Regions from separate parts of the Homo sapiens genome. Here regions 1 and 3 are each linked to region 2. A link is a contact called in ENCODE Hi-C or POLR2A ChIA-PET data. All regions are on one chromosome and are shown on one strand. Each heading gives the region's core, a stretch centred on a gene start or an enhancer-like site at or near the end of the contact. The rest is flanking DNA. Distances are from core to core; before and after follow the strand shown.

Region 1 (3,084 bases), core at 109-2,608, 250 kb after region 2:
AAGAAGGTAGTCTAGGCAATTGAAACTTAAATTTGAAAAACAAATGAGCAAAACAATTTAAAACTCACAATAGGGAAAGACAAATAGCATGAGAAACAGTGGAGACCAATACATCTAGTGGAATATGTATTAAATAAATGAATGATGAATGAAAGAGAAGACAGGGAAGAAAAACCGTTAGAAATAGTTTGAAACTAAAATGACAGGTTATTTCCACCAAATCCAGGATTTGGGATGGAGGGGCTTGTGGGGGTGAGGATGGGGAAATAAAAGGTGCTATAGGTGTGATCTAAATTGAGGGGATTACATTACTGTATGCTTTTGGTATGATGATAGTGAAATAGGGGTTCAAATATAACTTGAAAGATGAAAGTAACTGTTAGTAAACTTGCGGTAGATAGAAAAACTTCCAAATACCAGGCAGGGGAAACATGAGTAGCTACAATTTTCCCCCCTCTATGTTCTTTAATGGTTTTGTTATTATTATTATCATTATTTTTGAGACAGGGTCTCACTCTGTCACCCATGTGGGAATGCAGTGACACAATCTTGGTTCACTGCAACTTCTGCCTCCTGGGCTTAAGAGATCCTCTCTCCTCAGCCTACCATGTAACTGTAACTGGGACTACAGGCGCGTACCACCACGCCCAGCTCTTCTTCTTTTTCCTCTTCTTCTTCTTCTTCTTCCTCCTCCTCCTCCTCCCCCCTCCCCCTCCCCTCCTCCTCCTCCTCCTCCTCCTCCTCTTCTTCCTCTTCTTCTTCTTCCTCTTCCTCTTCTTCTTCTTCTTCTTCTTGGCTTAAGAGATCCTCTCTCCTCAGCCTCCCATGTAACTGTAACTGGGAGTACAGGCATGTACCACCACGCCCAGCTCTTCTTCTTCTTCTTCTTCTTCTTCCTCTCCGTCTTCTTCTTCTTCTTCTCCTCCTCCCCCCCTCCCCTCCCCCTCCCTTCCCCCTCCCCTCCCCCTCCCCTCCCCCTCCCCCTCCTCCTTCTTCTTCTCCTTCTTCTTCTTCTTCTTCTTCTTCTTTATATTTTGAAGAGATGGGGTTTTCCATGTTGCCCAGGCTGGTCTTGAACTCCTGAGCTCAAGCAATTGCCTGCCTTGGCCTCCCAAAGTGCTGGGATTACAGGCATGAGCCATCACACCTGGCCACTGTTCTTTAATTTTTGAATTCTTTTTAATGACGAGGCTGCATTGATTAATTGCCCTTATAATTATAATCAATGAAGTAAGAAACACTGAAAAGTAAATAGTGTTCAAAGATACCCTGTGGTGCCATAAGCAATGTGTTTGGAGAAACTCCTTTCTTCCATCTCTTACATTCTTTCCCTGTATGCTTCCCCCGCTATCCAGAAACAATGACTAATGACTGTCACTAGGGAAAAGGGCTAGAGAATGGCACGTAGGTGACTTTGTGAGGGCCCAGAATAAGAACTGAATAACATATGATGCCAATAAAGATGGCTATCTGTGTACTTACAAGTTCTTATTTGTTAGGGAAGGGAGATGTTCTGGCATGCACTATAGGGAATTTTTAATCCTCATCTTTAGAAAACCGGACTCTGTGATGGGATTTAGAAGACACCAGGTTGAAAGCCACCAATGGAGCAGCATGGTGAGAAGGTCTCTGGCCTAGAAATTAAGGTGCCTCAGTTTAGTTGTGTCTCTGCCATTTTTGTGAGCCATGTGTCTTTGCGTAACTCATTTAATCCCTCTGAGACTAATTTTCCCACTCCAGGAAAACTGTGTTGCTACACATAGTCAGCACTCTTAAAATCTCTTGAAATGTCTGTTGAATAAATAATGAACAAACAAATGAGTAAAGTGACTTGTCTAAGGTCGCCCTCAGTGTGAGCTGTGCCTGAGCCCACAGGTGTCCGGATGCAGCCTGATACTCCATCCAGGTTAGCACACCTCCCCCACTCACTCACCGGTCTCAGCACTCTGCACACCTCATGGAGACTCTGCTCCAGGTTCTTCACAGAGCACAGCACCAAGGTGCAGACCAGCATGTCCACAGAGCCATCGGCCACCTGGTGCGTGTTCTCCCTGGCAGCTACCACAAAGCGCTCAAACTGCAGGTGTTGGTTCTCTGCAATGCTTTTGATCAAAAACTTCTCAAAGTTGGGGTTGGGGTCAATACAGGTCACCCTGCACCCAGGTGGCTAGTACTTGAAGTTGGCCCCCATGCCACAGCCCACCTCCAGCAGGGAGAGCTTCTTGGAGGGGCCCACAAACTCCTGCAGGTTGCCAAAGAGCTCCTGCTTCTTGCTTGCCATCTGTTCTTTGTACATCACAGTGAACCTCACCAAGAAGTAGGGGAACCATTTTTGCACATCCAGTTCTACAAGCCCATAAAGTTCAGCAGGTACATGGGAAATGCTAGGATGTCAATGGCCAGCAACGAGGAGGCCCAGGAGACACTGCTGACCAAAGGCAGAGAGAAGTGCCCAGTGGCAAAGGGGATACCGCTCAGATGGGGATTGCATTGGTGGTCACACCCGACCCCAAGGATGTGGCTTTCTCCAGTAATGCTTTGCAGGCTAGAGCTCGAGGAGAGGAGTCTGAGGTTTAGGCTGAATAGGGCTGGAGATTTATCCACGTGGGGACTGAAGAGTCAGGGGTCAGAGGGTGAGAGTAATGGTCAGGGAGCCTGAGCTGGAAAGAAAGGTGAAAGGAGGGTGGTGGGTGGGGAGAAAACGGAACAGCCAAGTTCAGGACTGGGGGTGCTGGTGTAGCTGAGGAATCCACCAATGACAGTGAGAGTTATTATCAATGGTCCTGCAGTTTAGGATCTAGAATGTGACCTCAGGTGTAGGCAAGAGAAAAAGGATGCAGTGAAAGAATTGAGGAGCTCAAGGAACTCAAAGGGTAAGATGCTGGGTGGGTCATTTGCACTGAGAATGAGGGAGCCCGGGGTGGAGAGGAAGCAGGACCCAGGTGCCAGAGTCCACAGTGAGCATGAAGGGAGTCAGGTCAGTAGGTGGCTGTGGGGCCAGTAGGGATCAGCCTCAGGGGAGAGAGGCAGGAGTGGTGCAGCTGGATCACAGGAGCCCACAGGATTTTTAGAATCACAGTGATC
Region 2 (3,194 bases), core at 626-3,125:
GGGACTGATCCAGAAAGAGATGGCCCCAGAGCCGAGCAAAGGTGACTCCTCAAGGGAGGATGATGGTTAGATGTGAGGAGGGACCAGAATAGGAAAAGGCCAGTGACCAAAGCCGAGAAACACCACATACCATCCTTTTGCAAGCCTACCATTCAGGAGGCATTACTGTGGAGCCCACAGGAAAAGGAGAGAAACTAAAGCAGAGCTTAGAGGAGCTGTGGGAAGTTAAAGGGCAGAAACAGGCATCTGTGTAGGGGCCTGAGGCGGGGATAGTACCACGAAATGCGTGAGGTGACAAAGTGGGTTGTGGGTTTGACTGTGGAAAGAGGTGCCTTAACTAAAGAAGTTGGGCATTTGAGAGCATCTAGGCAGCAAGACTAGCCCAGAAGATTAGAGAGATCAAGGGAGCCTGAACACATCGACAGGGAAAGGGGTCTTTTTCACTCTTCACTTTGAGGGGGGTGTTTTTACTCTTTCCCTTGTTTTTACTTCTCATTCTTTCCCTCTCCTCTCTCACTTGACTCAGGTCACCTCAAGGAGCCTGAGCACCCGTCCATGTGGGGCCCGGTGGAGCTGGTAGGCATCATCGCCGGCCCGGTGTTCCTCCTGTTCCTCATCATCATCATTGTTTTCCTTGTCATTAACTATCATCAGCGTGTCTATCACAACCGCCAGAGACTGGACATGGAAGATCCCTCATGTGAGATGTGTCTCTCCAAAGACAAGACGCTCCAGGATCTTGTCTACGATCTCTCCACCTCAGGGTCTGGCTCAGGTACCAAGTTCTTCAGGGCATCATGTCTGTGGTTGGCTTTCATCAGTTTCCCAGCAGGATAGAGTGCTTGTAGAGAAGGCTGGAGGCCCTGCATTTGTTTCTACCAGCATTGAGTCATTTGGTTTCCTAGTTCCCCTTCTTTTGGAGTCTGACGTGTAATAAGATAAGATAATGGGTTCACAGAAAATCTCTCATTCCGTGGGATTCCCAAGGTCTAGTACACAATTATCCACTACAGAAGTCCTGCCTCTCTAAGCTTTGCAACTGTACGTACATCTATTAAAATTCAGCTGGTCCCACCTGAGCAGTGGAGTGCTCAATTTCAGGGCCCCTTTTGAGAAACAGGAGTGTGCCAGATTCCTGTGAGGTGGTGACAGCTAATCATTGATCTCTGAGCAACCACAAGGGGAGTTTAAGGACATCCAGTAAAGCTTAGAGTTGGGATTTGGTGAATCATTGACTTGTACCAGTTGCCCAAGGGTTTTTGGTGGGGGTGAAAATAAAGGCAGTGTGGGCCTCCAGCATAGCATCAGCACTATTTCCTGTACTGCCTTTTGTTGACCAAGTCTTTCTCAGATGAGGGAAATGAACCAAACACTGGACCTTGGCATAAGACGAGAATTTAAGATAAAGGAGCTCGGGGTTGTTTAGGTCTCAGGGTATAGCTCAGCTAGCTATTAAATGTGAACATGAATGCAAAAGAATTTTTTTACTTACTTATTTATGTATTTATTTATTTAGAAACAGAGTCTTGCTCTGTTTCCCAGGCAGGAGTGCAGTGGCGCAATTTCCGCTCTCTGAAACCTCCACCTGCCTGGTTCAAGTGATTCTCCTGCCTCAGCCTCCTGAGTAGCTGGGATTACAGGAATGCGCCACCACAGCGACTAATTTTTGTATTTTTAGTAGAGACAAGGTTTCGCCACATCAGTCAGGCTGGTCTTGTGTTCTTGACCTCAAGTGATCCGCCTGCCTCGTAAAGAATTTTTTTAATGAAGATAAACCATTATTTTTGTGACAATGGTATTGCATTCCTTTTTTTTTTTTTTTTTTTTTGTTTTAAGATATGGTCTCGCTCTGTTGTTGCCCAGGCTGCAGTGCCATTGTGCAATCACAGCTGACTGCAGCCTTAACCTCCTGGGCTCAAGAGATCCTCCACCTTAGTCTCCTGAGTAGCTGAGATGTCAGGCATGTGCCACCAAGCCTGGCAATTTTTTTTTTTTTTTTTTTTTTTGTGGAAGGTTTCACTTTGTTGCCCAGGCTGGTCTCAAATTCTTGGCTTCAAGTCCATTCTTAAAAAAGAAAAAAAACATCCACAAAGATCACTGTTGCCATTCTAGCTAAAACGCAGAGGATCTTATTTGTGAGAACTTTGCGTGTTTTTATGTATGTTTCCTTGACGTGGGACAAGACTGTTGTTCTGTGGGGAAATTATGCCATCAGTCATGCCCAGACATTCTGCTTGACACGGGAGTACTTTGAGCTGTGACATCTCCTGAATTTCAGTGGCTTTGCTTTTATTAAGCTCTGCAGTAGAGAGCACCAAAATGATGGATATATTTAAAAGCTGCATATTTTTAGAAACAGCAAAAATCTAGGGCTTGTTCCTTGTTGAAAGAGGTAGGGCAGTGGTTAGAACCTCCTGGCTGACTGTGGGAATTGATTTGCTGCTAGAGGAGGGTAGATTGGGTTTTCCAAAGTCTTTTTAAGACCCAGACCAGCTGAAACAAGGGAAGGGCCATGGTAGTTGTTTAGTCGTCTGTGGTAAAATGGTTAATAACTATTTCCCTCTGAGTGGTTTAGTATATTCTTCATTCAGAATATGCAGAGCTTCCAAGGTGTTAGGTTTCTAATAATGTGGTTTTTAAAGTAGTAAGTCCATGCTGCTCATATGACTTTCAATTCATTTAAATAAGTATATACTGAATACCTTCTGGGTGATATGGTTTTAAACAGATTAGAAAGAGCCTGACCCGGCCAGGCGCGGTGGCTCACGCCTGTAATCCCAGCACTTTGGGAGGCTGAGGTGGGTGGATCATGAGGTCAGAGGAGATCCAGACCATCCTGGCTAACATGGTGAAACCCTGTCTCTACTAAAAATACAAAAAATTAGCCGGGCGTGGTGGCGGCGCCTGTAGTCCCAGGTACTCAAGAGGCTGAGGCAGGAGAATGGTGTGAACCTGGGAGGCGGAGCTTGCAGTGAGCCGAGATCACGCCACTGCACTCCAGCCTGGGCAACAGAGCGAGACTCCGTCTCAAAAAAAAAAAAAAAAAAAAGGCTGACCCAGGATTGGATCAGAGAGACAGGAATTGTTGGGAAGAGTCTCACAGAGGAGGGCACATTTAAAGGAGTCTTGAGGCCGGGCAGATCACATGAGGTCAAAAGTTTGAGACCAGCCTGACTAACATGGTGAAACCTCGT
Region 3 (3,253 bases), core at 480-2,979, 140 kb after region 2:
TGGGTGGTTTCATGCACAGCCAGTACAACTGCAGCTCCTAGCAGCTGTGGCACAGCTACTCTCCCATCTGGTAACCGAATCCATCCTTCCTCCATCACTTGTCCTTCCCTCTACCTGGAGAAAGTCCTTTTCTTCTTTAGAATAAGTAGGTACAAGATCAGGTGCTTGAGGGAGCAGAGTGGCTGTGACTGATTGCCGGAAGGGGGCAGATGCTGCTTTTCGAGCCTCTGAGTCAGCGCGGGAATTCCCCAAACCCAGCAAGGTGGAAGCTCGCTGATGTCCTCTGCAATGCATACCTGCCACCTTGTGGGGTTTCCATACTGCTTCTAATAATTGCAAGATTTCTTGTTGATATTTTATGTCTTTTCCCCCAGAGTTCCATAGGCCGTTTTCTTTCTATAATGCTCCATGCACTTGAAGGGTTAAAAAGGCATACCGAGAATCAGTGTCAATGTTTACAGTCTTACCTTCATGGAGTTCTAAGGCCCAAATTAAAGCAATGGGTTCAGCTTTCTGGGCTGAAGTGCCCTGGGGCAACGATCTGGCTTCAACAACAGTGTACAGGGTTACCACTGCATACCCTGCACATCTCTCTCCTTGTAGGTTGATGAAGCTGCTCCCGTCCACGTGTAGTTCCCAGTCTACTGATGCCCAAGGCTGGTCCCGGAGGTCAGATCTACTAGAGTCAACTGAGTCAAACACTTCTACACAATCATGCCCGACAGGGCTCTCTGATACTGGGAGCAAGGTGGTGGGGTTTAGGGTGTTCCAAACTTCAATGGTTATACGGAGATTTTCACAGAGCAAACTTTGGTACTTGGTGAGTCTAGCATTCGTTAGCCAATGATGTCCTTTAGTATTCATTAAAGTCAACACAGCATGGGGAGCCTTTATGTTCAGGTTTTGCCCAAGAGTCAGCTTATTTGCTTCTTGTACTAGCAGGGCAGTTGCTGCCAAGGCCCTCAAACACAGGGGCCATCCTTTAGGAACCCCATCTAGTTGTTTAGAGAGGTAGGCCACTGGCCTCGGCCAGGGCCCCACAGTTTGGATGAAAACTCCAACTGCCATCTTTTCTCTCTCTGACACATACAATGTAAAAGGCTTTGTCAGATCGGGTAGCCCCAGGGCTGGGGCTGACATAAGTTTTTTCCTTTAACTCATGAAAGGCTTGCTGTTGTTGAGATCCCCATTCAAAAGGTTCCCGGTCCCCCACTTTGTGACCTCATACAAAGGCTTGGCTAATACTGCAAAGTTTGGGATCCACAGTCTACAAAACCCCACAGCTCCTAAGAATTCTCTCACTTGCCTTCTGCTCTTAGGCTCCAGTAGATTGCAAATGACCTGCTTTCTTTCTGATCCCAGGCTGCATTCCCCGTGTCGGATAGTAAATCCCAAGTAACGTACCTGCTGTCGACAGATCTCAGCTTTTTTCTTGGACACCTTATACCCACAGTCCTCCAGGCGCTGGAGTAGGGCATCCGTTCCCTTGGCGCACCTGACTGCCGTGGGGTGTCTCAGCAAAAGGTCATCAACGTACTGGAGCAACACGCAGCCTAGGTCTCTGGTGGGAAGCTTCTGGAGGTCTGTAGCCAACGCCTCCCTGAAGATGGTGGGGGAGCTCTGGAACCCTTGGGGAAGCCGGGTCCAAGTGTACTGAGTAGTGATACCTGACTCCGGATCTTCCCACTGAAAGGCAAACAGCTTCTGGCTCTCGGGAGCTAATCTGATACGAAAGAAAGCGTCTTTCAGGTCCAAGCAGGTGAACCAGCTGTCCTCAGCTGGCAGCAATCCCAACAACGTGTACGGGTTAGGTACTGTTGGATGTAAAGTCACTGTAGCTTGATTAACCAAGCGCAAATCCTGTACCGGCCTGTAGTCCTTGGTCCCTGGCTTGGGAACAGGCAGGAGGGGAGTGTATACTTGGCATGAAGTACAGCAAATGGAAAAACTTAAATTTTAAAAAAAGAAGAGGTGGGTAGGATGAGGCCAGGCGCAGTGCTTGTAATCCCAGCACTTCGGGAGATCAATGGTGTGAGCCAGTCTAAACCTCCATCTGTGACCTGAAGCTGGCCTATGGGCTGCCGATTTTTGACCTCTGATGACTGACAGGGCTGTCTTCAGTTTCAGTTCCCTCCTGAGCATCAGAGCCATACACAGAACAGCCTACCAGATGCTTTCACTGGGATGTCCTAAGACCTCTCAGTTTCCATGTGTTCAAAACCACACTTGTCATCTCCAAGCTGATTCATCGTGGGTTTCTGTTCCTAGTGATGATACATAAGCACCCCATTGCCCCGGCCAGACCCCCAGGAGACCTCCAAGGCCCTGAGCATTCCTTCCCCTCTTTCAGTGGGTCTCCATGATTTCTTGGCTCTACTCACTTGTGGCATGCCAGGTCTCACGAACGCAGGCCTCCATAACAACTGTTTCAGTACTGGCTGAGTGGTTAAGTTAAATATTAAATAGCCAGTGCCCTGACAATCCTAGAGTCCATGCCCTCCCCATTTCTTTGCCTCCCCATTTCAGGCCCCTACCCTCCCTCACCTGGACCATCTTCACAGCCTCCTAACTGGTGCAGCTATTTACATTTGAATTAATTAAAAGGGGCCAGGCTCAGTGGCTCATGCCTGTAATCCCAGCACTTTGGGAGGCTGAGGTGGTGGATCACCTGAGGTCAGGAGTTCGAAACTAGCCTGGCCAACAAAGTGAAACCCCCGTCTCTACTAAAGATACACAATTTAGCCGGGAGTGGTGTCGCGTGCCTGTAGTCCCAGCTACTTGGGAGGCTGAGGCAGGAGAACTGCTTGAACCCGGGAGGTGGAGGTTGCGGTGAGCCAAGATTGCACCACTGCACTCTAGCCTGGGTGACAAAGCAAGACTCCGTCTCAAAAAAAAAAAAAATTAATTGAAAGGAAATAATGTTTAAAAATTAGTTCCTGCGTCTTACTAGCCTCATTATTTCAAGGGCTCAATAGCCACACTTCCTTACTGCAGAAAGTCCTGTGGGAGCATGTTGCCCTGTGATCATGTTTACTTTGCCTAAGCCCGCCCTGGGGGTCATTTCCCTCCTGCTAGAGTCCAGTCTCCTTGGTCCAGGTTACCTCCCCGCCCTTGTCACCACCTCACCCTCCTGCTGCCCCTCCTCCTGTTTGTCCTCATGTGCACCCTCTCCAGCCACTTCCACCTGGCTGTCTCTACCTTCATGCTCTGGGGCCCTTGGCCCTGAAGCTTGAAGCGCCTCCCGACACTTTGT

The links. Hi-C counts contacts between places; a loop is a spot of excess contacts on that map. ChIA-PET counts read pairs that join two places held with the same protein, here RNA polymerase II (POLR2A). Pooled maps may share reads with other maps.
Region 1: POLR2A ChIA-PET joins it to region 2 with 10 read pairs in T-cell. The contact joins two enhancer-like sites. POLR2A ChIA-PET finds 5 or more read pairs at or near these places in 2 of 52 experiments (OCI-LY7 and T-cell).
Region 3: a map with no recorded cell type shows a loop between it and region 2 (7-fold over the local background). The contact joins the promoter of SMIM41-AS1 here to the enhancer-like site in region 2. A Hi-C loop is called at or near these places in 28 of 37 single-sample maps with no recorded cell type and 7 of 50 pooled maps. POLR2A ChIA-PET finds 5 or more read pairs at or near these places in 2 of 52 experiments (HEK293 and OCI-LY7).

What each region holds. Positions count from the first base shown.
Region 1 is chr12:52,227,158-52,230,241 of GRCh38, forward strand. It overlaps the pseudogene TMT1AP1. Among named protein-coding and RNA genes, the nearest start is that of KRT7, 4.5 kb to the right of the region's middle. Within about 2 kb of position 1,359, at least 4 of the 41 ENCODE cell types and tissues checked have a DNase peak (open chromatin) inside an H3K27ac peak, as active enhancers do.
Region 2 is chr12:51,975,801-51,978,994 of GRCh38, forward strand. ACVR1B (activin A receptor type 1B) reads left to right here. Exons shown (of 9, transcript NM_004302.5): 3 at 527-775. Among named protein-coding and RNA genes, the nearest start is that of ACVR1B, 26 kb to the left of the region's middle. Within about 2 kb of position 1,876, at least 3 of the 41 ENCODE cell types and tissues checked have a DNase peak (open chromatin) inside an H3K27ac peak, as active enhancers do.
Region 3 is chr12:52,116,489-52,119,741 of GRCh38, forward strand. It overlaps SMIM41-AS1 (SMIM41 antisense RNA 1), which reads right to left and starts at 1,730. Exons shown (of 4, transcript XR_007063312.1): 1 at 1,405-1,730. RefSeq lists enhancers at 219-428, 1,792-2,031, 2,352-2,491, 2,502-2,561, 2,592-2,641.